Regions from separate parts of the Mus musculus genome. Here regions 1, 2, 3, 4, 5 and 7 are each linked to region 6. The links are chromatin loops, found by intact Hi-C in ENCODE. Cell type or tissue: heart. All regions are shown on one strand. Region 1 overlaps Gtf2ird1 (general transcription factor II I repeat domain-containing 1). Region 2 overlaps Eln (elastin). Region 3 holds the start of Eif4h (eukaryotic translation initiation factor 4H). Region 4 overlaps Clip2 (CAP-GLY domain containing linker protein 2). Region 5 overlaps Gtf2ird1 (general transcription factor II I repeat domain-containing 1). Region 6 holds the start of Rfc2 (replication factor C (activator 1) 2). Region 7 overlaps Clip2 (CAP-GLY domain containing linker protein 2).

Region 1 (4,000 bases), 210 kb before region 6:
AACACAGCAGCAATAACCACAACAGACAAAAGCTGAGTGGGTAAAGTGTTTAGCTTGGAAACATAAGATCTGAGCCCCACATCCTCTGTAAAAGCAGGGCCTGAAGCCAGCCAAGTAGCTCAGATGGTAAAAACACCTTCCTGCCTCTAAGGTTGAAGACCTGGGTGTATACATACACACACACACACACATACACACACTATGTAGTAATTCTTTTTTTTTTTTTAAAGCAAGGCTTAGGGCTGGAGAGATGGCTCAGTGGTTTAGAATGCTCACTGTTCTTTGAGAGGACCTGAGTTCAGTTCTCAGGGCCTGTGCCAGGCAGCTCAAAACTGAAACTCCAGCAGCAGGGGATCTGGTGACATCTTCTGGTCTCTAAAGGAATTGCACTCACAAACAATTCTTTTCCCTACCTCTCCCCCACCCCCTCGATTAAAAGTTATGAACGATAGTGTGAAATTGTAATCCCATCACCAGAGAGGCAGATACAGAAGGATGCCTGGGACTAGTTGGTCAGCCTAGCTTCAGGCCAGTGAGAGATACTATCTTTAAAAAAATAAAATAAAATAAAAATAATAATACATTTAATAGGGCAGCTCCACAGGACCAACATCTAGGGTTGCTCTCTGGCCTCTGTACATAAACACACACACACACACACACATACACACACACAGAGGCACACTCCCCCCACTCACGCACACACTCACTCAAAATTCTAAAACCAGATGCTAGTGGCTCATGACTTTAATCCTAGTACTCTGGAGCCAGAGACAAGCAGATCTCTATAAGTTCAAGACCAGCCTGGTAAACAGAACAAGTTCCAAGAAAGCCAGGGTTACACAGAAAAACCCTGTCTAGAAAAAACATAACGAACATAAGTAAAAAATCCTAATATCAAACCCTATCCATCAAGTAAATAAACCAGTTTAAACTGGGAATTTGTAAAAAAGGGAGGTTACAGATAGGACCATAGGACCCATGTCATTGCACCTAGTGGTCAGGAGGGGGCGACAGAGAGACACTCAGCAGAATCAGATTTAGCACATTAAGGTACAACTTAGCTCCTGCAAGTAGGGAAGTCTTTTCCTTTCAAATCTCAGCCAGGCTAGGCAAATGCTCTGTGACTTCGAGAAATTTCCTTCAACTCTCTTGAGTCTATGTTTCCTCCTGGGAGAAGGTAACCGATCCCAGAGTGGTGGCCCACTACTGTAACTTCAACGCTCTGGAAGCTGAGGCAGAAAGGCCACAAATTTGAGGCCAGTCTGGGATACATATCAGGACGCTGTCCCCAAAACGAGTGCGTTTGGAGGCCAGGGAGAGCCATGGGGGCTGTAGGGGGATTGGCTGACTTATATACTGGGTTCCTACCGAGGCTGGAGGTCTAGCCATACTTCCTGGACCCCAGAGGGACAGGAGCAGAAGCACCCAGCAGTGACATCAGCTTAGATAATCACTTGTGTCAGGGGTGGCAACTGGCTAGGGTCTGACTTTAGGCTATCATCAGCCAGGGTCCAAGAGGCCCATGTTTACAAACTAACTCAAGAGCTGGGGTGGAGGGCAGACAGGCTGAGCTAGGGTCAGTCCCAAAGAAGGGACTTTCTGGATCTCTCATTGGTGGAAAGGCAGCCCTCTGTGTTCACAAGTACTGCCTTGTCCCCAGCTTCCTTCCTGAGGAAGTACTCATTTCCCTCATGGTCTGACTGCCAGCTCTGGTCCAGCCTCTGGTCCCACCCAGGGCTCTCTCCACAGTGGGCACCAGGATCCTAGAGTCCACCCAGTTAGCTGCTGCAGCAGGTAAAAATGAGGCCAGGGGCTTCTTTTGTTTGTTTTGTTTACTTTTTTTTTTCAAGATGGGGTCTTGGGGGCTAAGGATATACTTGATTTGATAGGTTCTTGTCTAGAGTGCATAAAGCCCTGGTTCCAGCCCCAGTACCTCATAAACCAGGCTTGGTGAAATACACGAAATCTTAGCAAGCTTGATTTAGCCATGCCCCCAGCCCCTCACTGGGGGATTCTAGGCAGGGGCTCTACCACTGAGCCACACCCCCAGCCCCTCCCTGGGGGATTCTAGGCAGGGGCTCTACCACTGAGCCACGCCCCCAGCCCCTCACTGGGGGATTCTAGGCAGGGGCTCTACCACTGAGCCACGCCCCCAGCCCCTCACTGGGGGATTCTAGGCAGGGGCTCTACCACTGAGCCACTCACCAGCCTTTCACTGGGGATTCCAGAGGAGCTCTCTAGCTTTTGTTTTTTGAAACAATGTTTCTCTGTGTAGCGCCAGGCTGTCCTAGAATTCATTTTGTAGACAAGCAAACCTCAAATTCTGCCTCCCAGGTGGGCCACTATGCTCAGCTTTTTTTCTTTTGTTCATTTGAGATGGTCTCTCACTGACCTGGAGCTAACTTGCTGAATAGACCAGGCAGGCTGCTCAGTGAGCCCTAGCAATTTGCAAAGCTCCACCTCCTCCAAACAGGATTACAAACTGCACCACAAAGCACAGCTGTGTTTTCTCCCCCCCCCCCATCCCATCCACCCCTACACAGATTTTTTTAAATGTGGGTTCCTGGGATTAAACTCAGGTTCTCTTGTTTGCACAGCAAATACTTTATAGACTATGTTATCTTCCTAGCTCCCCAATGCCTCACATATTACCACCAAGCTCCCTGTACCCTATGACAACATTCAAATACATTTGCCATCAATTTTCCCCATTTCCTGAGTTAGCCAGGTCTCCCGGAGGTCATGGGACTGACTGGGTGAAGCCCGTGGTTCCAATGTTATCTCAACGGGGTCTCTGGGTCTTAAGACCAGGGATTCTGCAGCCTTTCTCCATCAACCGGAGGCAGACGCAAAGGGAGTTGCAGGAACAGCAGGGTAGTACCCTGGTCCTGCGCCTGAGCCAGGCAGGTGTCTCCCATGAAGGTTTTGAATTTCCAGAACTGTGCACAAACCCCCACCCCTAATACCAAGTACCTCCCAAACCCCCAGAAGTACCACTTACCAGGCTTTGGGATAAGTCCTTGGAATGGCCTGGAAGGGAAACAGAAGTGAGCTTCAGGGGAAAGGGATGGGGACGAGGTTACCACCAGGTAGATGATGATACTAGCTTGCCAAGGGATTGGTAACAAAAGCCCAGGGTCCTTTTCAGACACTAGCATTCAATGTTTGACTCTTTGAGAGGTCTCATGGAGCCCAGCCTAGCCTTGAATCCTGATGTTCTAGCCAAGGCTGACTCTGAAAGTCTGCTCCTCCTGCTTCTACCGCCTGAGCGCTGAGGTTACAGGTATGCACCACTACTCCTGGTTTATGAGAGCTGGGGATGGGACTCAGGACTTCGTGTGTCCTAGACACGCCATGAAACCAACCAGGCCACTTCCCTAGCTTTTGTTTTTGTTTTAAAGAAAGGGTCTAATTATGAAGGCTGGGCATAACTTTATGGTTATGAAGGTTAACCCATAACCTTCCTGCCTCTGCTTCCTGTGTGCTGGGATTCGAGGCCTGTTTTGGGATCTGTACCGTGTGAGCATGTGCACGGGGGGTGGGGGAGAGAAGTAGTCTTGTTTATGTGCACACATGCATGCCAAAGGTCGCCTTCCAGAATCTTCCTTCATCAGTCTACTTTTCTTTGTTTCCTTTTTGAGCAAAGGTTTTTTTTCACCAAACACGGAGCAAGTCATTTAGCGCGACTGGCTAGCTGTAGTCCCTCTCCAACACCCCCTACTATAGGAACTTCTGGAGCCAGCTCCCAATCCCAGCCAGGCTAGTCTGAGCTCTTCCTCATCAAATACCTGGTGACCGTGAACTTGATCTTGTCAGCCACAGAGAGAATCCTTTCCAGGTTCTGGGAGCCAAAGGTGCAGGGTTTGCGGAATGGGATCCCGGGGGGTAGGCCTTCAATGATTACCGAGCCTGGGTTGCTTTTGATTCTCTTGTAGGGCACCTGCACTGGGTATTTGATGCCCAGAGCTTCACCTGGATAGGAGAGAGGCAGTTGTAC
Region 2 (4,000 bases), 120 kb after region 6:
AATTTGGTCCCCAGAACCCATGTACAAAGCAAAAGAGCAGGGTTTGGTGGTGAGTGCTTATAATCTCAGCACTTGCGGGAAGGGGCAGACCAGGCAGAACCCTGCGGTTCTGCTAGGTGAGTTCTAGGTAAGGGGGAGACTATACCTCAAACGAGAGAGAGAGAGAGAGAGAGAGAGAGAGAGAGAGAGAGAGAGAGAGAGAGAGAGAGAGAGAGAGCACACAAGAGGTAACACTCAAAGTTGTTCTCTGGTTTCTGCACACACACGTGTATGGACTTGAACACACACCAACGCATACAAACCTAAAAGAGACCCAAGACAATAGCCTTTAAAAAGTTTATATTTATTAGTCATTGCTAGAGCAATTAATTCTCTTTTCTTATTTCGTTTTTGATTTTTTTTTAAATGTGTGTTTCATCCAGAGTTATACCAAAGCGATTAAAATGAATTTTCTCCTGAGGATATAGCTCCCCAGATTAGAAATTTTTTTTTCTCTCTCTCTCTCCCCAATTAGCCACAAAAATAAACCCAAAGAGCACACCAACAATCAAACATCATCCCCAAATATCCAGGACAAAAAATAAAATATTTTATTGATCTATCACAGCGAAACACAAAGAGGTGGGGTGGTGAGACATGCTCTGTAAGAGTGGCTCCAGGAAGAACGGGGTTACAGTACTGCATGTGGGGACAACCAGCCCACACAACCCTTTGCACCCTAGGCCAGGATCGGGGTGTGTGGTGGGGACGGGGACAGGCTGCCATGACAGGTGAACCAGGTTGATAGTGGGTATGCCCAGCCAGCTTAGTGGTACTAGGCAGTCAAGATGGACGGATGGATGGATGGATGGATGGATGGATGAGTAGGTGGATGGGTGGATGGCAGGTGGATTCCATAAGAACAAGGGAGCTATTCCCAGTGTGAGGAGCCATCTGACTCCAGGGTGTCCCAGATGTGGGAAGTAGCTTTAGGTAACAGGAGGCAGGGACAGGGGAACCAAAGAGAGAGGGATCATGTCACCAAATCCATCGTCAAGGCTTCCGGTATTTGGGTACCAATGGGATGCAGCCAGGAATGGCTCCTGGTGGGCAGGGGGAGGTGGGACTGCCCAACAAAGGTGTGCACCATCTTAATAGAGGGGCTTCAGGGAAGGGGGCAATCCCCCCTGGGATACCCTTCCCTCCTCCCTCCCCCCACAAAGAAGAAGCACCAACATGTAGCACCAATTTCCCTTGGAGATGGAGACTGTGGGGGGGAGCTCCTGGGTGGGAAGAGATGGGACACCCGCCCTGGCCTCTGATATAGGGTGGGGGGAGTTTCTGGTTAGGGCTGCATGGCTGCTGCTGTCTGATTTCCTTGTCCTGTGGGTTTCCAAGGCCACTGGCCTGTTGTCCCCTCCCAGGTGGGGGTCAGGGGGATGGAGGAGGGGGTGGTCATAGAAGGTTTACATTCTCCACCAAGCAGTAGCACCAACGTTGATGAGGTCGCGAGTCAGGGGTCCCCAGAAGATCACTTTCTCTTCCGGCCACAGGATTTCCCAAAGCAGCCCCCACCTGGGTTGGGACAGGTCACAGACAAGTGATGGTCAGCTTGGTCCCTCTGTCTGCTTCCATCCCAGGAAAAATCTAAAAGAAGCTAGTCTGTCCTTCCTTCCTTCCTTCCTTCCTTCCTTCCTTCCTTCCTTCCTTCCTCCCTCCCTCCCTTCCTTCCATCCTGAGATTATAGGCATACACCACCTTGCTTGGTTTTATACTATGCTAGGGATGAAACCTAGAGCTATATTCTCATTGCTTGCTCGCTCTCATTCATTCTCTCTCTCTCTCTCTCTCTCTCTCTCTCTCTCTCTCTCTCTCTCTCTCTCTGGTTGGGGTTGTTGTTGACACTGTTTCCTATAGAGTTCAGGCTGGCCAATGCTTCTGCCACAGCCTGCTGAATTCTGAGAAGACCTGTTTAGCAAACCTGGGGATAGATAGCCTGGGGTAGGGAGGTAGCACAGGCTGGTGTCTAGCCCTCATGTAGTTTCTCCCAGATGTGGCCTGTTAGTGCCACCTGGTGGTCTGTCCTGGAAGTCCTTCCCACTCTCTTTCATTGTCTCTTTCAAGTCCCAGACTCCTCTGTGCAGAGAGGGGCATGGGCAAGAATGTTCAGGCTACACCAAGGGTAAGCATGGAGGGTCCTAGACCTGCTCCCATCTATGAATATATGCATTGACCTCTGACTCTGTGTCTTCCTTCCCTAGGGACAGAGTCTCTACTTACCTTGGTATCCCAGGGCTCCAAGGGCTCCTCCATAGGGCTTCGGGGGTTTTCCTGTGTATGGGGGTGTTGGGAAAGGATGAGGTGGGGAGGATACTGGGTTCCCCTATCTCTACCAGCATCCCCATCTTGTGCCAACTCCACCCTGTTTTTGTAGGCTCCTAAGACCTTCCTGCCAATCAGCCCACCTACCTCTGGTCTTGCTAACACCTTTCTTCCCAGAGTCAAGCTCTGTAGTATTGGGACGGAACCTTGACCTAGTGCATTCTAGACAAGAGCTCTGTTCCTGAGTGACACTCCTGGATCCTACCTGGGGGATTCTAGGCAGGTGCTCTACCAGTGAGCCACCCCCCCAGCCTCTCCCTGGGGGATTCCAGGCAGGGGTTCTATCACTGAATCACGCCTGTAATGTATCAGAAAGATTCTAAGTAAGAGATTTATTGCTGAGCCACTGATTGGAGGATTCTAGACAGGTAACCTATCACCAATTCACACTCCCAGCCCCTCACTAGGGGTTTCTAAGTAATTGCTTTACTGCTGAGTTACATCATCAGCCCTTTTAAAAAAATGTTTATAAAAGACTTTGAGACAGAGTTTTGCTGAGTTGACTAAGTTGTTTGGAATGCTCTCCATAGTCCAGGCTAGTCTTGAACTTTGATCCTTCTGCTTCAGACTCCATACCCCCCCCACCCCCCAATAGTGCTAAGATTCCTTCTACCAACAAGGCTAGTTTATGAGATGTCTTTTTACTGAAGACTCACCACCAACTCCCAGGCCCCCAGCACCACCACCTATGGGGAAAGAAGGAGAAAAGGTATTATCAGTACGCCCACTTCTGGGAGCCTGCCATGTTCCTCCCTGATTGGAGCAGGACATGTGATATAGGAACGGGCCAGTCCTGGACCTGGGTAGCAGGAGTCCCTGATTCTGTCTCTGTTCACTGTGGGATCTTTGAATAGTGGTTAGTGGTCTCTGAGCCTCAGTTTACCTCAGGAGAAGTATGGTAGGGAAGCTCTTTGACCCACAGGGACACTGAGAGATATGAAGGGTGTCCCTGTCCTTAGAAAGGTCCTTATGGACCAGATTGATGTCTGGGCTCATCTTTGGGTCTATTATAGATGGTAGCTCAGCTCTTCTGGACAAATGGAGCAGAGGAGAAAGAAGAGTCTGGCAGAGCCCAGAACAGGGTCCCAGGGCAGGACACTTGGGCATACCTGGATAAATGGGAGAAAGTCCAAAGCCAGGTCTTGCTGCAACTCCTGAAAGGGAGACTTATGGTTGGTGATGTGTGGTGGCAGGCCATGCTGTAGCCTTATCACCTGGTCATGATGTCTGGTATCAGCTCCTTCCCACTGCCGTATGCTACTGAAGCCACATTCTTTGCGGGGTGTTTGCGTGTAGTGTATTTGTGCCTGTGTTCTCTCACTAAACCTTTTGTTTACTAATTTGGCAAAACTAGCTGGGCCAGCAAACTTCAGGGATCCTCCAATCACCTCCTCCCCAGCTTGCAAATTTTACATGCACACTGGGAGTTTGAACTCAGGTCTTCATGCTTGCATGATAAATGCTTTGCTAACTGAGCCATGTCCTCAAGCCTTGACGTCCCTTTCTTAATTAAATGTCTCCGTCTCATATGCCTGTGTGGTGCCTTGTGGCTTATGCTCTAAGCTTGGTTGGCAATATGCTCAACTTGGGGGGCGGGTACTCCTTCCATAGTTGTCTCCTGTCCTAGAGCGATTTTTCC
Region 3 (4,000 bases), 56 kb after region 6:
CTCTGGACCTTTGGAAGAACAGTCGGGTGCTCTTACCCACTGAGCCATCTCACCAGCCCTTTTCAGAACATCTTTAAGGGATGCTTAAAGGAGTGTTAAGAATCGCCAGGCTTGGTGGCGCACGAGCACGCCTTTAATCCCAGCACTTGGGAGGCAGAGGCAGGAGGATTTCTGAGTTCAAGGCCAGCTTGGTCTACACAGTGAGTCCCAGGACAGTCAGGGAGGGCTACATAGAGAAACCCTGTATCGAAAAACCAAAAGTTAAGAATCTCAAATTAGCTTTGAGAGATCATCTAGGTAAATGGCTAACATTTTCATCTGCCTATAAGTATTTCAAATAAGTTGCATCTTGAGAGATTTGAATTTTTTTCTAATGTTTTAAAGTTATTCAAGGGTCTCATTTGTGGCATGTGCTAAGTCTAATGACCTTTCCATCATCATCAAAGGTTGGGAAGTTTGTTCAAAGGCGTTTTCTTCCCCTTTGAGATAAGACCTCACTATGTAGTCCAGGCTGTCTGAAACTTGGGTTTCTCCTGCCTCAACCTCTCTACAGTATGAGGATTCGAGTAGGAAAAAAAGAGCCCCTGAGCACATTTACTTCTTTCAAGTAGAGAAAAACAACCCAACCCAAACTGAGCATGCCGGCTCAGGCCTCTAATCCCACCACTGGGAAGGCAGAGGTGGGCTGAATTCACCTGGTCTGCATGGCGTGTTCCAAGTTGGCCAGAATTACATACACACCAAGACTCTATCTTTAAAACAAAAAAAACAACCCAATGGGACGTTAGTACAAATCCCATACCTAGAAAGCCATCCCCAAGGGTATTCATGCTAACATTTCATCCAACACCTATTTTTATTTTTATTAGCAAATAAAATACGTGTGGCTCCACCTTAGCCCCAACTTCCTCCTTCTGAAAGCATGAAGAGTACCCAGTACACTACTGCAACCAAACAAGACTGTGACTCACTCTCAAACCCAGGTATTTAAAGGTGATCATTCTTCACCTAACAAAAGACACTTTGGGGGCAGCCACCTAGGAAACCCAACACCTCAGTACAACTATTGTGATATTCTCCGGGCAAGTCACCTTTGCTGTAAAAAAGGATAAAAGCCAAGTGTGTCCTTGACAAATAAACAAGACGATTAAATTGTCCCATAAAACTCCTATAAGCTTAAAAAAAAAAAAGAAAAAAAAGCAAGTGGCTGATGCTTGTTTATTTCTATTGTTTGGCAGGAGACTGAATCCAAGATATGCTAGACAATCGCTCTGTGACTGAGCCACAACCCCAGCTGGTAACGTGTTATTTAAAAGGGCACAAACTATCCGGGCGCCCGTTTTTTGGAATTATGCACCAGGAGCTATCTATTCATCAGTAAAGGATTTAGGGAGGTGGGAGGAGGACTGGTTTTAAAGTATGTTGTCTTTATCTGACCGGAATCAGAACGAAGCGAAAGCGATTCCCCAGGTCAGGGAAGAAACTGGGAAGAAATCAACAATCTCCGCCAGCAGACACGTAGTATCTGTCAATAAGGCATTCGAAACGCCAGGGAGGCAGAGAGAAAGAGCCACGCACACTCCCCACTACGGTGGATTTGTTTTGGTTCAGGTCCCCGCTCCCTGTCTCCCTCGCTGGATCCGACGGTCCCAGCATCCAGACTCGAATCGGAAGGGAAATCGCCCCTCTCGCTGCCGGCGGGCCTCTCGCAGAAGCGACCCAGGGGCTCCGCCAGGCAGCGGGGACCCTGGAGAGGGGCAGGCCGCTTCCGCCGCCGCCGCCCGCTTCCGCGCTGCATCCCAGCCCGGAGCGCGCTGGGGAGAAAGCTGGACGCGGCGGGCGGGCACTGGTATCCCCGGGAAACCCTCCGGTGTCGCTGTGATCTAACTTTCCGACCGAGGCCCCGCAGGGTGCCGGGTCCGGGGCCGGCGCGGAGCCGAGGGCAGGATGTGCGCCGCGAGCAAGCGAGAGACCCGCAGCCTAACCGTCGCCAGCCGCTCCCGGAGCGCGCCATTTCCAGGCCTCGCCTCGGGCCTGCTCAGGCCGCTTCCCGCCGCCCGTCTCGAGTGAGCGCGGCAAGGCCGCCTCCCCCTTCGAACCTTTCGGCACTCCCCCCGGCCGAGCCGCTGGCCCGCCTGACCGCGCCCCGCTCGCCTCACCCTCTACCGCCGCCGAAGCTGCTGTAGGCCCGATCGTCGTAGGTATCGAAGTCCGCCATTTGCCGTCTCCGCTCCTTGAGGAACCAGCGGGCCAGCGAGGAAGGACCCCGCAATATAACTCCTCCTCCCCCCGCCCGCCCCGCTACCGGGGCTGTCCGCCGCGCTGCCTGATCGCAAGTCGCACGCACGCATGCGCGCGCCGCCGCGCCCGGCCTTGGGCCGACGGGGCCCGCTGCTGGCCCCGGCGCGCTCTGCGGCCCACGTGGTGCGGCGGCCGGCCCCCGGGGCGCCGCGCGCACGCTCTGCCCTCCCAGGCCCATTGTGTGCTAGCTTGCTGCTTTCACGCGTGGTTGCCTCTTACTGTCCTTGCCCCGCCCTGCCCCGTGGTCACCTACCCCTCGGGCGTTGTCTGTCACCCTGCACGCTGCTTTCTCATTGTCACTAGATTCAGTTTGGGTTTTGTGGAGCCCAGGCTGGCCTGGAGCTGGGGCGCTGTAGCTGAGGATGACCTTGAACCCCTAGTTTTGTTTTTTGTTTTTTTGGGTTTGTTTTTTTGTTTTTTGCTCTCTCCCTTTCTCAAGGGCTGGGGTGACAGTGTGCCACTATGTTGGGATCTCTGGTATCACGTTAGATTTATTAAAGTGCCCTAGGTCTGCCCCACTTGGTCCCACTTGGGCACAATTCTTCAGGACAAATGGTCCCTGGGTAAAGCTAAAAGGAAGACAACCTGTTCTAGGTAGAGGTCCCTAGATGACCAAGGGCAGAAGGCTTGTAAGTGAGAATGGTGTGTGTGTGTGTGTGTGTGTGAACAAGACGAAGTGAAATATCTTTGTTTTTGAGACCTGCTACAAACGACGTGGTGGTAAATATCTGTAATCCCTACTCTAGGAAGACTGAGACTGGTCTCCAAAATAAAATAAAATAAATAAAAAACAAAATAAATCTTATAAAGACAAAACAAATTGTATTCTCTGTCTGGGTATTGGGGAGGGGTGGTGAAGATGAGGCTGTTTGTAGTTGAACTGATAAGAGATTAGATATGTTTTATTTTTGCAGGAGTCTGCTCTGAAAAAGAAATTTTAAGGGTGGGCAGGTGGGCTCAGTGAGTGAGGATGTTTGTTACCAAGCTTGACCTGAGTTTGATCCCCAGGACCCACATGGTAGAAGATGAGTCTCTCTCTCTCTTTCTCTCTCTCTCTCTCTCTCTCTCTCTCTCTCTCTCTCTCACACACACACACACACACACACACACACACACATCTAGCGGGAGGACCAGGTACATAGACCCTGTCTCAAAAAAAAAAAAAAAAAAAAAAAAAAAAAAATTCAACCAAGATGGACAGCTCCTAAGAAGTGACTCCTAAATTAGGAAGTGGTAGCAAAGGCCTTTACTCCCCTCATTCTGGAGGCAGAAGCAGGCGGATCTATGAATTTGAGGCCATCCTGCTCTACAGAGTGAGTTCGAGGACAGCCAGGGATACACAGAAAAACCCTGCCTTGAAAAACCAAGAAGAAGGAGAACCTCTGAATTTTACAGCACTTTTTTGTACCCCTGACACACAAAGACACAATGTTTTAAAAAAAACAAAACAAAACTACAGAACAAACCCCAGGGGCAGGAGAGGCTAAGGACACTCATTGTCTAATGTTCCAGGGGCTTCATTTCTATCTCTAGCAACCACATAGCAACTCAAAATTGTAACTCAGCTTCAGGGGCATCTGACAACCTCTTTTAGCCTCCAAGAAGATCAGAGAGTATCAGGTACACGTGAGGTACACAGACATACATGCAGGGAAGATACCCATACATACAAAATAAAATAACCAGCTGGGCCAGGCAT
Region 4 (4,000 bases), 82 kb before region 6:
AAACATATTACATAGCTGAGGATAGCCCTGAACTTCTGTTCCTCCGGCCTCTACTTCCCATGTGCTAGGATCACAGACATGCATCACCAGGTCCAGTTGTATATGGTGCTGGGGATAGAACCCAGGGTTTCATGCATGCTAGACAAGCACTGTACCAAGCCGCACCCCCAACCCCCAACTTATATCTACTTTCCTTGAAATAGAATTTTGAGGGCTGGAGAGATGGCTCAGTGGTTAAGAGCGCTGACTGCTCTTCCAGAGGTCCTGAGTTCAATTCCCAGCAACCACACGGTGGCTCACATCCATCTGTAATGGGATCTGATGCTCTCTTCTGGTGTGTCTACAGACAGCTACAGTGTGCTCACATAAATAAAATTAATAAATAAATCTTAAAAAACAAAGAATTTTGAGATATAGTCCAAGTTAAACTTGAACTCATGGGAATCCTATCCCACATGACTATTTTTTGAGACAAGGTCTCAATATATAGCCCAGGCTAGCCTTGAACTCACGGCAGTCTTGCCTAAGCTTCCCTAGAATTGGGACTATAAGCATGTGCGTGGCTAGTTTATGTATGATTTTGGGGGAAATGGGGGTTTGAAACAGGCTTCCTGTGTGTAGCCCTGGCTGTCCTGGAACTCATTCTGTAGACCAGGCTAGCTGCCTCTGCCTCTGGGTACTGGGATTAAAGGTGTATGCCATCACACCAGCTTATATCTAACTTTTATTTATATGATATAATTTATATACTCTAATCCTAACATTATTTATCTAATTTTTAAAAATAAGGTAAACACCAAATAAGTTACAAAAGCCAGCACTAGGCACAAAGGCTTCTGTTTTCTAGAGGGACGGGACTGTCACCAAGGTAAGAGCAATTGACCACTTGTAGTCCGAAGCTCCTGAGATTTGCAATTTGACCCCTACATCCTTTGGTTTTTCCCTTTCTATAAATATCCCAGACAGGGAAGGTAGCCCTTTACCTTTAAACGTTTCCAAATTCCATTAATTTTACTGTGTAGATGTGTGTGTGTACTACAGCTTGAAGGTGACAGTTAGAGGACGACTTGCAGACGTCCAGTCCCCTCTGCCACCATGTGCCACCGGAGATGGGACTCAACTCGTCAACCTCGACAGCGAGCCTTTTACCCACAGAGCCATCTCAACAGTGCATGGAAAACAGTTTTTGTTTGTCTGCTTCTTTTTTTTTTTTTTCTTTGAGACAGGGTTTCTCTGTACAGCCATGGCTGTCCTGGAACTCACTCTGTAGATCAAGCTGGCCTTGAACTCAGAGATCTGCTGCCTTTGACACCCAGGAGCTGGGAATAAAGGTATGTGCCATGGCCTCCAGGTATGAAGGTGGTTCTTGAATCTCGGATATACCTCTTCCTTCCCTGATCCCATGACACTCACTCCTGGAGGGGTGATTACATACAGCAGGCGCTCACTGAGTCGCTGATGGCAGACCTCGTGACTCAGCTCCAAGGTGGCATCCAGCTAGCTTTCCACAAAGCCTGACTCCTACCCGAGGCTACTCACCCTCTACAGTCTCCTTCATCCGAATTGTCTCCTCAGAAAGGTCACTGGATTCGATCACCTGAAAGAACAGTCCTGTAAGGGGACATGCCTGCCATACCACCCAGGCCACACCTCCACCTGTGAAAAGGGGCCCTGGGGATGCAGGGACCCAATGCGCCAGCAGGGGGAGCAGACACACTTGGATCCCTCTCCTTGAGAAAAGGGAAGCTCCCACTTGGCTTCCAGCTGCCTTGTAAGAATTCCCCTGCTGCCCCTGAACTGCTATTTTGGGGAGCAAGGAGCAGAGGGTGAAACTTGGGACCTTTTTCATATTAGGTAAGTGTTCTACCACTTAGCCACACCCCCAGCCCCTCACTGGGGGATTCTAGGCAGGTGCTCTACCACTGAGCCACGCCCCCAGCCCCTCACTGGGGGATTCTAGGCAGGGGCTCTACCAATGAGCCACGCCCCCAGCCCCTCACTGGGGGATTCTAGGCAGGGGCTCTACCAATGAGCCACGCCCCCAGCCCCTCACTGGGGGATTCTAGGCAGGGGCTCTACCAATGAGCCACGCCCCCAGCCCCTCACTGGGGGATTCTAGGCAGGGGCTCTACCACTGAGCCATGCCCCAGTCCCTCCCTGGGGGATTCTAGGCAGGGGCTCTACCACTGAGCCACGCCCCCAGCTCTTCAATCATAAAACAAGCACTCAATGTGTACAACAGAGCCTGGATGGCCCATCTAGGGCCAGCTCATCTAGGGACTTAACTGCCTTGCCTTCTTCATAATACTTAGTAGTAAACTCAGAAGCCAAGGAAGAAAACATTGATTGGAAAAGAAAACCCGGTGAGCCAGGAAGCTGACTCACTTGGTAAAAGGCAAGCAGTGGGGCTGGAGTCTGGGCCCCAGAGCCCACATAAAAAAAGGCTGGACACCACAATGGTGCACAGTTGTAATCCAAGCATTGGGAACCAGAAGCAGGCCGATCCTTGGTGATGAGTGGCCAACCATTCAACCTAGCCTACCTATGTCACGTGCTCCAGACCAGTCCAAAAAAATAAAAAGTTGGTACAAAAAGGTTGACCTCTGACCTCCACACATATGCACACCATAGACGCATGTGCACACACGTGAGCATGCACACACATACATACACACATGTATCAGCAAGGTGGAGTATGGTGACTCAGATCTGTAATCTTAGCACCTGAGAGTTAAAGACAAGAGGATAGAGAATTTAGGGTTCTCCTCGGCTACAGAGCGAGTTTGAGGGCAGCCTGGGCTATGCAAGACCCTATCTCAGACAAACAAATAAGGAAAAAAAAAAAAAGTTCCTTCCTGAGAGAAAGAAACAAGGCAGGAAGATGTCTTTTCTTCTAAGACCTGGAGCTACAGATACTTGATTCCCTAAACACCACACTGCGAGAGATACCGTGAATGGATTAGAGAGTCAAGCTCCTAGCTGACCCCTTGTAAGGGTATTTTAAATGAGTTACTGGGGGCTGGAGACACGGTTCAGCAGTTAAGAGTGTGCACTGCGCTTGCAGATTACTTGAGTGTAATTCCCAGCACACAAGCCAGGTGGCTCACAGCCACTCGGAACTCCAGCTCCAGGGTACAGGAAGCCCTGGCCTCCATGGGCATTGGGTATGCAACATGTGCATATCTGTGCATGGTTAAACACAATAAACCTCGAAATGGACCAGTGCACGATATGGAGCACAGAGCCAGTTAAAACATCCTTCTGGGCTTGCTAGAACGAACGGGGCTCTCTACACTCCCTGACATCCCTCAGGGACCAACGGGGCATGCTCATCTGGGGCAAGGACCATAAAGGTAGGCATTTCTAGACTTGGGACAAAGCGGGTCATGGTGGCTGTGACCTTTCTAGAGGCTAAAGGGACATCTTCGTGTCCCTGGATAGGTGTCTGATGAGACAAGGATCTGGGAGGCACAGTTTCTGTGCCTTTCTTGTGGGTGGTACCTGAGTGCCAGGTACAGAGAGCAAAAGCGGCTCTGGGCAGCCCTAGCCACAGACGGTGTGTATTTGCTTTGTCATGCTGGAGATGGAACTGAGGTTCTCCTAGGGAAGCATTCTAGTGCTCTGCTCAGCTCTTTTTTAAAAAACAACTTTGAACCGGAACCTCACTAAGGTACTGAGTCTGGCCTTGAACTTGCCATTTGCCAAGTCTCGGCCAATCAGAGTTTAGGGCCTAACAAAATGGCGCCTTCAATGGCTCTCAAAGCCCACAAAGGATCAAGTAGGGTCCTCTCAGTCTACAGTGGTCCCGATGATTCCCAAGGCTCTGACAGAGGGAGACAGAAGCTCCTCCTCCTCTGAGCCCCCCTTGGCTAGCTCCAGGCACAAGGAAAATGCTCTGGAACTGGCGCGCAGAGGCCACGCCCTCCCGGCCCCTCCATCCCCGCTGAGCCCCACAGGAGCGAATGCAGCCTACATGGCTGTGCTGGGCTGAGCACAGGGA
Region 5 (4,000 bases), 200 kb before region 6:
TTCTCTTCTTCCACAGTTTGGATCCGAGGCAGTGGTTCTCAACTTTCCTAATGCTGTGACCCTTTAATACAGTCCTTGATGTCGTGGTGGTGACCATCAACCACAACATGTTTGCTGCATCTTCACAATTTTGCTATTATTACAAATCATAATGTAAATATCTGTGCTTTCCCACCGTCTTAGGCAACCTCTGTGAAAGGGTTTTTTGGAACTTCCGCCCCCTCATCTTCCCACCCCACCCCTAACCATGCCTGTGGGGTTGTTACCCACAGGCTGAGAACCACTAATCCAAAGACCACCCCTCAGGTCCATCGAGCTAAAGGCCTTCACAGCTGAGTCATCTCTCCAGCCCCACCCTCAAGCCCACGCTCCTTTTAAATGTCTGTCTGTTGTGTTTCCTTGGCTAGCCTGGAACACCCAGCCCAGACCTTACCTCTTGATGACAAACTGGATGCTGTTGCTCGCTTCCAGAATCTTCCGCAGCTTTGCAATCCCAAAGCAGTTGGGTCTCCGAAGAGAGATGCCTTCAGGCAGTCCCAGTACGAACAGCTCCTCCGGGTGCATCAGGAACTTGGAGTAGGGCACCTTGACCGGCTCTGAGGTACCAATAGCTTTGGCTGCGAATACACGGCTGCCGTAAGGCAACCTGGAACCCCCATCCCTGCCCCCATCTCTCTGTGCAAGCTGCAGGTGGCAGGGCTTTAGAGACAGCGCTCAGCTGAACCCAATCAACTTGCCAGAGGAGAGAAAAACACATGTAGTCGGCAGGCAGAATGAAAGTCCTGCTGTGTCTGGAGGCGTACAGCCCAGGAATGTGAACCCCAAAGCTGCTCTTCACTCAAGCCTTCAGAACATAGAAGTATTGCTGGGAGGTGACTGCTGCTCTCCCCTCCCCCCACTACTGCCTTCAAAACCCCTGAGCCTTCACACAGCCCCATTTGTATGCCAGACCTAGGATGAGCCATGTCTAAGGTACTCTGCCCCTGAGTAGCCTAATCATGGCTGCAGGCAACTTCCTATTTCCTCATTTGTAAAACGGATCTTAGGGTACAAGGGCAGTGTAAAGAAGGGATGAGAGACGGTGTAAAAAGCCAGCACATGGCAAATTCAAGGAGCCAAAGAAAGCAGGCTTCTTTCATCTTGTCCTCTTTCCTGGACTCTTCCTTATTTTACTGTAGGGCTAGGAATGAAATCCAGGGCATTATATGCGCTAAACAAGCACTTCACTGCAGAGCCACGCCCCAGCCCCTCCCTGGGGGATTCTAGGCAGGGGCTCTACCACTGAGCCACGCCCCCAGCCCCTCCCTGGGGGATTCTAGGCAGGGGCTCTACCACTGAGCTCCATTTCTACCCCTCATGAGAGGATTATACGAATGGGCTCTCAATCTCTGAGCCCCGCCCCTGGTGGGTTCTAAGAAAACACTGTACCACTGAGTCACACCCCCACTCTTCTGGATTGCGGAGAAAGCCATTTCTTGCTGTGAATTTCCAGGAAGGCCTGCAGCTGTCCACGAGGCCTGTGGCTAAGGCTGACTGAGAGCACACGAGCCGGAGAATGATCTGGAGGAAGAGTGTGTGGACCAACAGGCCAGCAGGGTGGGATTCTCGGCCGGAGGCTGTTGCCACGGGTGAACTATATGGACCAGTTAGTTAGGTGACTCCCAGCCCTGTCTCTGTCTCTGTCCTAGAGGCCCGCCCCTTTCCGTACTCACCATATTTCGTGTTGAACAGCATCTCCACCTGCTTCCGTAGGGGCCGGATCACGTCACCAGGGCTCTCTGGAAGGCAAAGGCAGTGTGCTGAGTTTCCTGAGTAGAGAAATTTGCTGCTTCACTTACCCCCCAGCTCTGGAGGCATCAGAAATGACCTTGTGGTGAGACTTTTAAACGGAACAAAGAAAAAGGCAGCTCTACCCACGCCTGTACTTTTCTGGCTTTTGCATACCTAGTTAGTGGGTGCAAAGCAAGCCTGTAATTTGCATCACTGCCACCAGGGGGCAGCAAACACTTCCTAATTACAGGTATCTGACCTATGTCAAGCTGGGTTGTACAAAGTGACCTTCATCTCTGACAAGAGGCTGTTTTATTCTCTGAGTAGACATGCTAGTAATAAACAGGATTACCACCTACCCTGTCTTTTGCTCAGGAGAGAGAGGAAATGCAATTTTTCTTAGTGTATCTTCTATACAGAATGCTAGTTTTACATATTGAAGCCTAATAGCTTGCTCAGGAAGATGAGGGGCCCAACTGAGGCTTAGACTCCTTCATGGAAGTCAGTTAGATATGTGTATATAAGTCTAAACTAAAACTTTATTCTGACGGATGCCTGTCAGTTATAACACAGTCTAGAACTTTCTCCCACCTGGTACACCTCACATGGGTCTCCCAACCTAAATAAATTCAGGGTGATGGAGTAGAAGGGAGGAATTCTCTGGGGCTAGAGTGGACACGGAGAGGGAATTATGGGATACAGGTAGGCCTCACCTTCGGCCGGCCTCTCTTCTGACCACGGTTCTTCACTGGGGCCTTTGTCTGTGAGAAAACAGAGGACGTTAGGAGACACTGTCCAGGAAGCTCAACTGGAGGAGGGAAAGCCAGGCCAGAGAGCCTCAACTCTGAGACAGAGGAGATTGTCTCCAGATGGGACCAGGACACACATATGCCTTTCAAACAGAGACTTACAATCTTCCTCTATGGACCCCTGCAGGGACCAGCCTGCAACCACTGTATCCCAGACACCCAGGAGCTCATGGGAGAATAAGAACAGGGCCCATTCTCCTGGTGTGACAGAGAAGTTAACACACCAGGATCCAGTGTGGGGAGTCCCACACCTGTGATCTTAGGAACTCAGAGTCTGAGGTTGCAGGTTTCTAAGTTCGAGACCAGCCTGAGTTGCACAGTGAGATTATATCCAAAAAAAAAAAAAAAAAAAAAAAAAAGCTAAGAGTCTGGAGCACACACAGCCCAGCAGCTCAGCAACAGTGCATTTGCATAGCATGCACTTGGGCCTTGGGTTCCACTCCTAGCACCAAAAAAATCCATTAAAGACATGAACACGGTCTCATATATTTACAGTATAAAGGCTGCACATTGTGGCATAATCCCACACGGGAAGGCTGAGGCAGGAGGATTATGGATTGCAGGATAGCCTAGTCTACGTAGCAAGAACCTGTCTCAAAATCCAAGGCGATGCACACCAGCTGTGATGGTTTGAATTGCTGACTCGACCCAAAAAGGGCTTTCCCACGCAGGGCCATCCCTCTGGCCTCCACTTTTTGATGTTTTGAACAACTAGGGGTTAGACAACCTCAGTAAGGAGTCCCTTAAATCTAATGGGCCTGTGGGCATGTCTGTGGAGGACTATATTGATTATGTTAATATAACGTGGGTGGTTAGAGCCAGACTGAAGGGGCGTGGCCACATCCCCTGGGTGCTCAATTGTAAAACAGAGCAAGCCTGGGGAGCAATAAGTGTGCATCCATTCTCTCTGCTCTTGACTACAGATGTGACTGATACTGCTAGAGGCTTCAAGGCTTGGTGGACTCCCTTGCAATGTAACCGGGGGCCCGTGGGTCAAATAAACCCTTCCCTCCCCCACACTGCTTTTTATCAATGTATGTGATCACACCAAAGAAGTAAAACAGGAACACGTGTCCTCCCAGCAACTTGGGGGGCTGAGGGAAGATGAGGCCAGTTCAGGACCAGGTGCCCAACTGAGTGAGGTCCTCTCTCAGAATTTATAAAAAGAAACACACGTACAAGTGTGCACGTACATGCACGCGCACACACACGCATGGCTAAGGATGCAGATCAATTGCAGCGCCCTTGCCTGGATGTGCAAGGCCTTGGGTTTGCTATCCAGCACACCTTTAGGTTATCTGTCTAACATAAAGTAAGTGGGGCTGGGGAGATGTCTAAGCCGTTAGGAGCAGCTACGGCTTTACCAGGGGATTAGAGTTCCGGTCTGGGCATGTGTATCAGCGGGCTCAGAACCATTTGTA
Region 6 (4,000 bases):
TCCAGAGGTAGAGGCAGGGGGTTCAGAAGTTCAAGACCTGGGTGTTGCAGTGCCTTCAATTTCAGCTCTTGGGAAGCAGAAGCAGGTGGATGTTTGTGAGTTCGAGGCCAGCCTGGTCTACATAGTGAGTTCCAGGACAAGCAGGGCTACATAGTGGGGCCCTATCTTGAAACAACAGAGAGGAGAGAGAGAGAGAGAGAGAGAGAGAGAGAGAGAGAGAGAGAGAGAGAGAGAGAGAGAGAGAGAGAGAGAACATTCTTGTCTCTGTCTCCCATCAATCATTTGCTCAGGGATTCATAAGACACATCTTACCCAAGTTGGGTGCAACTGGTCTCTTGTGGCTCTGTAGATGAAGAGGTCCCAGCGCTGTCAGCAGGGACATGCTCACTGAGGAAATGTCAACAGACCAGAAACCAAAGGAAAGAAAGGCTCAATGATCAGCCACCCACAGCTGAGGTCTTAAAGGTCACCCCACATCCAGGGACATAAAATCCGTCCTCTGTGCCCATCAGTAAAAGTTCTCTCCTTGTTTTCTTATTGCTAAAGAGGGAACACAACAACAAAGCATGACCAGAAGTGGTGGCACAGCCTTTAATTTCAGCATTCCAAGGACAGGGGTGGGGGGATCTCCCCTGGTTCAAGTCCAGCCTGGTTCACACATCCAGGTCAGCCAGGGCTACAGAGACACCTTCTCAACAGCAACAATAACAAAAAGCAAGGAAAGCAATTAAAAAACTGCTAATGTTTAGCCAAAGAGTTCAAATAAAAACCTTTGTGCTTACCAGAGGCACTCCGTGGGATGTGTCTGGGCAGGCAGACTACGAAAATAAGCAGTTTGCTGAGGTTGCTAACGGTAGGGCGAGCCTGCTTGGAAATCACCAGCCTTAAACCTTGAAAATGCCACCTTGGAGAAAACCATTTTTTTTTCCTCGTTGATACTGGTGGAACCCAGGCTTCTGACCCATGCCCTATTATTTCTTTAAGAATCTCATGTACCCCAGGCTGGCATCTGTCTTTCAAGTGCTGAAGCTACAGGTATGTGTCATGTCAGCTTTTTTTGTTGTAGTTGCTTTGTTGAGACAGAGTCTCCCTTTTCTAGTCCCAGAACTCACTCTCCTCCTGCCCGGCTTGTTAGTAGTGTAAGAATGGCAGGTGTGGGACTGGAGAGATGGCTCAGTGGTTAAAAGCACTGACTACTCTTCCAAAGGTCTTGAGTTCAAGTCCCAGCAACAACATGGTGGCTCACAGCCATCCATAATGAGATCTGATGCTCTCTTCTGAGGTGTCTAAAGACAACTACAGTGTACTCACATATGATTAAAAAAAAAAAAAAAAAAAAAAAAAAAAAAGAATGACAGGTGTGTGTTACTTTACCTGGCCAGAAAGTATCTTTAGTTTTGTTATTGTTGTATTTTTTTTGTTTTTTTGTTTAATTTTTGTGATAGCTCTGAAATTTGTGATAGTACATAGCTCTGGCTGGCCTTGAACTTACAAAGATCCATGTGCCTCTGCTCCCAAGTACTGGAATTAAAGACCTGTGCCACCAAACCTGGGCCTAGAAAGCATCTCTTTAAAAATACTTATTTAGCCGGGCGTGGTGGCCCACGCCTTTAATCCCAGTACTTGGGAGGCAGAGGCAGGCGGATTTCTGAGTTCGAAGCCAGCCTGGTCTACAAAGTGAGTTCCAGGACAGCCAGGGCTACACAGAGAAACCCTGTCTCGAAAAACCAAAACCAAAACAAAACAAAAAAAACCTTATTTTAGCCAGGCATTGGTGGCACACACAAGAGATAGAGGCAGGCAGATCTCTGAAATCAAGACCAGCCTGGTCTACACAGTGAGTTTCAGAGCAGTCAAGGGCTACACAGAGAAACCCTGTCTCAAAAAAAATAAAAGTCCATGAAAGTAAAAAGAAATGAAATGATTTTATTTTATCTTATTTAATGTCACAATTAAATAAGATATAATAAAATGTCTCCCCCCCCCCCCCCCCCGCCTCTCAAACGCCAGCTCCTGAGATCACTGCGGCCTCTAGCGGCCAGGGATGGCTACGCGGTGCTCTCTGCGCAGGCGCAGGAAGAGATTCACCGCCTCTATAACGCACTTCCGCTTTCCTCTCGGCGTTGCCCGGAAACCAGGACCCAGACTTCCGTCAAAGCGGCATGGGGCGGGGCCTCGGGTGGCGGGAAGAGCAGCCACCGGAATGGAGGTTCAGGAGAGTGGCTGTGACCCATCCGAGAGTGGGGCGCAGGAGCCCTCGCCTGTCCCCAGCAAGACCGCCGGCCACTACGAGCTGCCGTGGTGAGCCTGCAGCCATAGTAACGCGCGCGTAGACGTGAGGGCGGGCCGAGCTCCAGGAACCCTGGGTTCGACCTGGGTCTAGGGGACAGAGAAGGTGCAGATGTCCCCAGGAGCGCAGATTTCCCCTTTCCTTCTTGAAGCTAGATATTCTGTTTTTCTTTCTTTCTTTTCTTTTCTTTTTCTTTCTTTCTTTCTTTTTTTTTTTGAGATCGTGTCCTGTGTAACCCAAGCTGGACTCGAACTCACTACGTAGCAAAGGATGACTTTGAACGTTGATCCTGGGGTGACAGGGCATGCATTACTTCCGTAAAGCAGTGCTGGGGATGGAACACAGAGCCTCGTGCACGCTAAGCTAGCACTCTACGGACTGAGGCCCATTCACAGCCCTGGGGTTCACTGTGAAGCCCAAGCTGGTCTTGAAGTTTCTGCAGTTCTCCTGCTTCAGCTTCCCAAATACTGGAATGGCAGGTGTAAGCCACCAGGCAAAGGTAGAGATTTTTATTTATGGAAATTGAGGAATATGTGTCTCGAGGTTCATCTAAATGATGCTTAAACGTGACTAATAGGCCCTCATGCAGTGCAATGCTAATGGCTTTTATTTATTTTATGTATATGAGTATACTGTAGCTGTCTTCAGACACACCAGAAGAGGGCATCAGAACCCATCACGGATGGTTGTGAGCCACCACTATGGGAATTGAGCTCAAGGCCTTTGGAAGAGCGGGCAGTGCTCGTCACCGCTGAGCCATCTCTCCAGCCCTGGCCTCATATTTTTTTATTTGTTTAAAAATCTCATCTTAAAAAACTATTAGCTTTAGCCAGGTGGTGGCACACACCTTTGATCCCAGCACTTGGAAGTCAGAGGCAAGTGATTCTCTGAGTTGGAGGCCAGCCAGGGCTACACATAGAAACACTGTTTAACAAAACAAAACTCTGTGTGTGTGTGTGTTTCACTTTTGTTACGGTAGGTCTCACCACCCTAAGCTAGCTGCAGACTTTCTGTATAGTCGAGAATGACGAATTCTGACCCCACTGTGTCTTCTGCCTATGGACAGGGGCTGCAGGTGAATTTTGAGCTTTTAGTTTTTGCATGGAACTTGCTGCCAGACCACATGCTAGCATGGAGCTACCCCAGCACTAGTTTTTCTTTATCAAAAGTAAGGTTTCTGACAGCAGACCACAGAGAGGTTCCTCGGTTCACTGAACTATCTCTCCAGAGCAATGGTTCTCAACTTCCCTAATGCTGTGACCCTTTCATACAGTGCCTCATGTTGGGGTGCCCCCCCAACTATAAAATTTTTATTGCTACTTCATAGCTGCAATTCTGCTGCTGTTATGTTATATGATGTCAATATCTAAGTTTATTGGTGGCCTTATGCATTCCCTGAGGAAGGGTCAGTCAACAGCCCCGGGCGGGGGTGGGGGGTCCTCGACCCACAGGTTGAGAATGCTGGCCTAAAGTGTAAAGTATACTAGAAAAGTATGCAAACTGGAAATATCCCTCAGTGGCAGACCCTTGCCTGGCATGCTCAGGGCCTAGGGTTTCATCCCCAGCACTCAAAAAAGAAAAGGAAAGTAAAGAAAAGAAAATGCACCATGTATATAATTTAGCATTGTCTGGTAGCCATCGAAATAAGTAAAAAGAAAGTGGGTATCCCCTTGGAGTAGCTCACACCTTAGCTACACAGGGAGTGTGAGG
Region 7 (4,000 bases), 88 kb before region 6:
GAGCCTGGCTCCTTACAAGTGTCTCCTCTCTCCTCCACCACAATGGTTAGAGTCCACACACCCCACTCTGGTCTCCAACCAAAGCATTCCAAGACACTCGTGTCGGGCCCCGTCTCCTTAATGCTCAGCCCAGCCTGGGCCTTTAGGCCAAGCTCAGAGTTTCTGTGCAGATCTCCCTGATTCTCAGGGCCCCATACTCTTCACATATCTTTTGTTTTGTTTTGTTTTTTGAGACAGGTTTCTCTGTGTAGCCTTGGCTGTCCTAGAACTCACTCTGTAGACCAGGCTGTCCTCAAACTCAGAAATCCACCTGCCTCTGCCTCCCAAGTGCTGGGATTAAAGGCATGCGCCATCACGCCCAGCGCTTTTTCATGTATCTTCTAGCTTTCCACTATGCTTTTCCAAGTGCGGGGCTGGTCTACCAGCACAGAGCTCCAGGTAAAAATCTGAGCTTCCCTTTACCTGTGCCCAACACTTCTGGGAAATCTGCCTTGTCTTTGTCTCCTTCTGTGGCACAGAGTCATAGAGGCCACAAGTACCCTGTGGTGCACATGTGAGCTGGCATTTAACCAGCCAGACACAAAACACTGGCAGAGCAGCTAGGCCTGATAACCCCATACCTAGGAGCAGATATGAAACCAGATGGGTCCCATATGGCTTAAAAAGCTCTGTTTCAGATACAGAGTCTGATGTAGCCCAGGCTAGCATAGAACTTGCTATGTAGCTGAGGATAGCCTTGAACATCTGATCTTCCTACATCCACATCCCCGGTGCTGAGATTACAGGCACAGGACACTACATCTGATTTTACGTAGTGCTGGGGACAGAACCCAGGGCTCTACTCACACAGTCTATCAATTGAGTCACCTCCTCTCAGCTCTCTAAGCATCCTTTATTATTCCACCTTCGCCTAACCCATGGATCCCTCCAGGGCCAGAAACAACACATCTAACCCCCAAGCCCCAAAGTGTGGGGGTAAAAAGAGGCCCATTCTCTTTGATCCACCCAATCCATATGCCAGAGGTGGCCAGAGACGGCTGGAACATCGGGCTGTAAATGTGAAACAGAAAGGAAAGAGGTGGGACCAGCTCTGTCCTACGCTGCCAATAAGTCCATTCTCACTCACTCACTGCAACTCAGCTCAAAGTCCAGTAGTTTCCACCGGAGAAGGCGCTTCAGGGCCCTGAGTTGAACCTCTCGCCTCTCTACTGACAGAACCCCACACGCTACTTAACAAGGAGCCCAGACCCTGGTTTCTGGTTAGATAACTAACCTGGTTTCTGGTTAGATACTCCCTGCATGTATTTTTTAATCCTCTATGCATGACTGGCTCTGGACAGAGCAGACTCTTTCATGTAGGGACATCTCTGGTGACGATGTCTAAAAAGGGGCTATGGCCCTTCATCTGCTCCGTGCTTGAGATCCTGGAGGACTGAATTTTCAACCCCCCACTGTGACTCTAGGAGATCGCTGGTCTCCTCGGCCTGGCAGCAGGACAGCCCTGGCAAACCCTTCTCCCCGCCCCCACCTCCTGCCTGCACATACCAGCCCGGTCAGCTTCTCACGCAGGCCCCGGATGTCATCCTTCAGTTTCTGTTCCTTTATCCGCCATTCAGCTTTGTGTACTTCACGGCTCAGGTCTCTCTCGGGCCCTGGGGAGTGGCGATTGGCTTCTAACAGCAACACCCTCAGCTCGTTCAGACTCCTGGAGTGGGCAGATAGTCACATCAATTCTGCAACTCTGTAGTATGAGCCATTGGACTGGAGGTTCACTACCACCAGGGGGCGCCAGCCACAAGGCAATGGTAACCAGAGCCAAGCAAGAAGGATGTGGCATGGGTCAACCACACCCAAGAGGAATAGCTTTTGGATGTGGGATGATCAAGAGGACTTAGCTGATCTTAGAGCTTTGGGGTTTTTTGTTTCTTCTTTGGATATTTACTTTTGTTTTCTGTATAAGGGTGTCTGGTCTTCGTGTATGCCTGTGTACCATACTCATGCTTGGTATCCTCTGAGGCCAGAAGATTGTGTCGGACCCTTTGGAACTAGAGGTGTAGATGCTTGTGAACCACTGTGTAGGTGCTGGGAATCAATCTGAGATCATATGGAGGAGCAGATATCTCCCCAGACTCAACACATTTTTTTTTTTTTCGAGACAGGGTTTCTCTGTATAGCCCTGGCTGTCCTGGAACTCACTCTGTAGACCAGGCTGGCCTCGAACTCAGAAATCCGCCTGCCTCTGCCTCCCGAGTGCTGGGGTTAAAGGCGTGCCGTGCGCCACCACGCCCGGATTTCAACACGTTTTTTTAGACTTTTTTTTTTTTCCCCTTTTCCCTTTTTGTTTTGAGGCAGAGTTTCATGAAGCCTGGACTGGCCTCCAACTCTATGTAATACCTTGAATTCCTGACCCTCCTGTCTCCCCCTCCTGAGTTTGAGGATTACAGTCACAGCCATTATGTCTGATGTACGTGGTGCTGGGCACAGAATTCAGATGTCCTGCGTGCCGGGAAGGCTCTCTACCAACAGAGTCACATCCCACAGCCTCGGGGGAACCTCTTGACCTCTTGAATACTGAGATCACATGCACGATCGTGCTCAGCGACCCGGCTGGATTTAGAGGTAAATGAGATCATTATTTCCAAGTCAGAGAGGCCAGGCAAGATACCTCAGTGGGTCAAGGTGCTTGCCACCAAGGCTGAGGACCTAAGTTCGATCCCTGGGGCCCATACAGTGGAAAAAGAGAGCGGACTCCAGCAAGTTACATCTTCTGTCCCCACACACATTTTTATAGCATGTACAACTTCCCATAGGCAAATAAAATAAAACAGAACAAAAACGAACCTGAAAACCATGTTGTTACTTATGCTGGATTAACTGGGCACGGGGCCTCACCCCTACAGTCCCAGCACATGGAAAGCTGAGGAAGGAGGACTAGGGAACTCAAGGCAAGCCTCGGGTATGCAGGGAGAGCTTGTCCCCAGAAAACAGAAGTTAGGGCTGGAGAAACAGCTCAGTGGATCAGAGCATTGGCTGCTCTTTCAGAGGACCTGGGTTTGATTCGCAGCTCTCAGATGGATGCTTGCAGCCATCTGTAAGCCCAGATCCAGGGGATCTGAGGTCCCCTTCTGGTTTTCACAGGCAGCTGAATACACACAGTGCATATTCAGGCACACACACAATCATAAATAAACAAATCTTCAACACACACACACACACACTCATCTCTATCACGTGCTGCTTGCAGCGTTGCAGTTAGAACTCTGAGGGGCTGGAGAGATGGCTCAGCGGTTAAGAGCACTTAATGCTCTTGCAGGAGAATCAGGTTGGCTTCCTAGTGCCCACGGGTTGCCTCACAACCATCTGCAATTCAACTTCCCAGGGATCTGATCTCCTGACCTCTGAGAGTACCAGGCACAACTTAGGACACACAGACACACACACAGGCAAAACACTCATATTCATAAAAGAATCACATCTAAAAAGATTAAAATAATAATGATGGTAATAGAAATAAGAAAAAAGAAAAGATCTCTGCAACCTCAGAGGCCGAGTCCCGGGCGCTCACCTCTCTTTCCGCAGCAACTCCTGGCTGATGTGGACCAGCTGGCCGGAGGCATCGTGGGTCTTCCGAGACACAGCCTCCAGCTCTGCCTCTAGGCGCCTCTTCTCCTTCAGGAGAGAATCTATCTTCTTCTCTCCTGATTTGCACTTGTTTTCTAGAGCTGGGGGAAGCGGCAGGGAACGGAGAGAGTTCAAACACAGATGGAAACTGGGGGTGTGGCTCAGTGTGTAGAGCCCTGGCCCCAGCAAATCAGAGGCCCTGGGTTCTATTCCCAGCACCACTTAAACTGGAGTGATACCAAACAGGCCTGTGGTCAAGCTCTTCAGACGTGGATTCAAGGCCAGTTTTGGGACAACCTGGGCTTCAGGAAACCCTGTCTCAAACACCAGCGAGAGGCTGGTCTGGCCAGGGTGGGAGATGATAGTAATGCTACCCTAA

The links. Peaks named below come from ENCODE experiments on the same cell type or tissue, not always from the same donor. Only the 100,000 strongest peaks of a DNase experiment are listed, where the experiment ranks them.
Region 1: a loop joins it to region 6, with 2.6 times the contacts of the local background. A loop is called at or near these places in 8 of 42 quality-filtered maps.
Region 2: a loop joins it to region 6, with 2.5 times the contacts of the local background. A loop is called at or near these places in 4 of 42 quality-filtered maps.
Region 3: a loop joins it to region 6, with 4 times the contacts of the local background. A loop is called at or near these places in 2 of 42 quality-filtered maps.
Region 4: it touches region 6 in a loop (5-fold over the local background); 31 of 42 quality-filtered maps call a loop at or near these places.
Region 5: it touches region 6 in a loop (2.5-fold over the local background); 9 of 42 quality-filtered maps call a loop at or near these places.
Region 7: it touches region 6 in a loop (3-fold over the local background); 30 of 42 quality-filtered maps call a loop at or near these places.

What each region holds. Positions count from the first base shown.
Region 1 is chr5:134,373,103-134,377,102 of GRCm38, forward strand. It overlaps Gtf2ird1 (general transcription factor II I repeat domain-containing 1), which reads right to left. Exons shown (of 30, transcript NM_001081464.2): 21 at 3,792-3,975; 22 at 3,005-3,033. Among named protein-coding and RNA genes, the nearest start is that of Gm46925, 27 kb to the left of the region's middle. In heart, a CTCF peak has its summit at 347 (motif pointing left); DNase peaks (open chromatin) are centred at 1,039 and 1,579; H3K27ac peaks cover 634 bases.
Region 2 is chr5:134,702,271-134,706,270 of GRCm38, forward strand. Eln (elastin) reads right to left here. Exons shown (of 37, transcript NM_007925.4): 34 at 3,471-3,515; 35 at 3,018-3,047; 36 at 2,260-2,310; 37 at 325-1,554. The coding sequence ends at 1,511. Among named protein-coding and RNA genes, the nearest start is that of Limk1, 16 kb to the left of the region's middle. In heart, a CTCF peak has its summit at 2,058 (motif pointing left); a DNase peak (open chromatin) is centred at 2,173; H3K27me3 peaks cover 1,593 bases.
Region 3 is chr5:134,637,082-134,641,081 of GRCm38, forward strand. It overlaps Eif4h (eukaryotic translation initiation factor 4H), which reads right to left and starts at 2,328. Exons shown (of 7, transcript NM_033561.2): 1 at 2,160-2,328. The coding sequence starts at 2,218. In heart, no CTCF peak of the experiment used is centred here; a DNase peak (open chromatin) is centred at 2,350; H3K4me3 peaks cover 2,598 bases; H3K27ac peaks cover 1,960 bases.
Region 4 is chr5:134,498,553-134,502,552 of GRCm38, forward strand. Clip2 (CAP-GLY domain containing linker protein 2) reads right to left here. Exons shown (of 17, transcript NM_009990.3): 10 at 3,974-4,000; 11 at 1,540-1,597. Among named protein-coding and RNA genes, the nearest start is that of Gtf2ird1, 44 kb to the left of the region's middle. In heart, CTCF peaks have their summits at 1,692 (motif pointing right) and 3,091; a DNase peak (open chromatin) is centred at 1,689.
Region 5 is chr5:134,383,307-134,387,306 of GRCm38, forward strand. It overlaps Gtf2ird1 (general transcription factor II I repeat domain-containing 1), which reads right to left. Exons shown (of 30, transcript NM_001081464.2): 15 at 2,484-2,531; 16 at 1,713-1,778; 17 at 434-617. Among named protein-coding and RNA genes, the nearest start is that of Gm46925, 37 kb to the left of the region's middle. In heart, a CTCF peak has its summit at 1,984 (motif pointing right); a DNase peak (open chromatin) is centred at 1,955.
Region 6 is chr5:134,580,586-134,584,585 of GRCm38, forward strand. It overlaps Rfc2 (replication factor C (activator 1) 2), which reads left to right and starts at 2,105. Exons shown (of 11, transcript NM_020022.2): 1 at 2,105-2,301. The coding sequence starts at 2,204. In heart, a CTCF peak has its summit at 2,065; DNase peaks (open chromatin) are centred at 1,618 and 2,126; H3K4me3 peaks cover 1,855 bases; H3K27ac peaks cover 799 bases.
Region 7 is chr5:134,492,664-134,496,663 of GRCm38, forward strand. It overlaps Clip2 (CAP-GLY domain containing linker protein 2), which reads right to left. Exons shown (of 17, transcript NM_009990.3): 13 at 3,566-3,722; 14 at 1,546-1,705. Among named protein-coding and RNA genes, the nearest start is that of Gtf2ird1, 38 kb to the left of the region's middle. In heart, a CTCF peak has its summit at 1,782 (motif pointing right); a DNase peak (open chromatin) is centred at 1,778.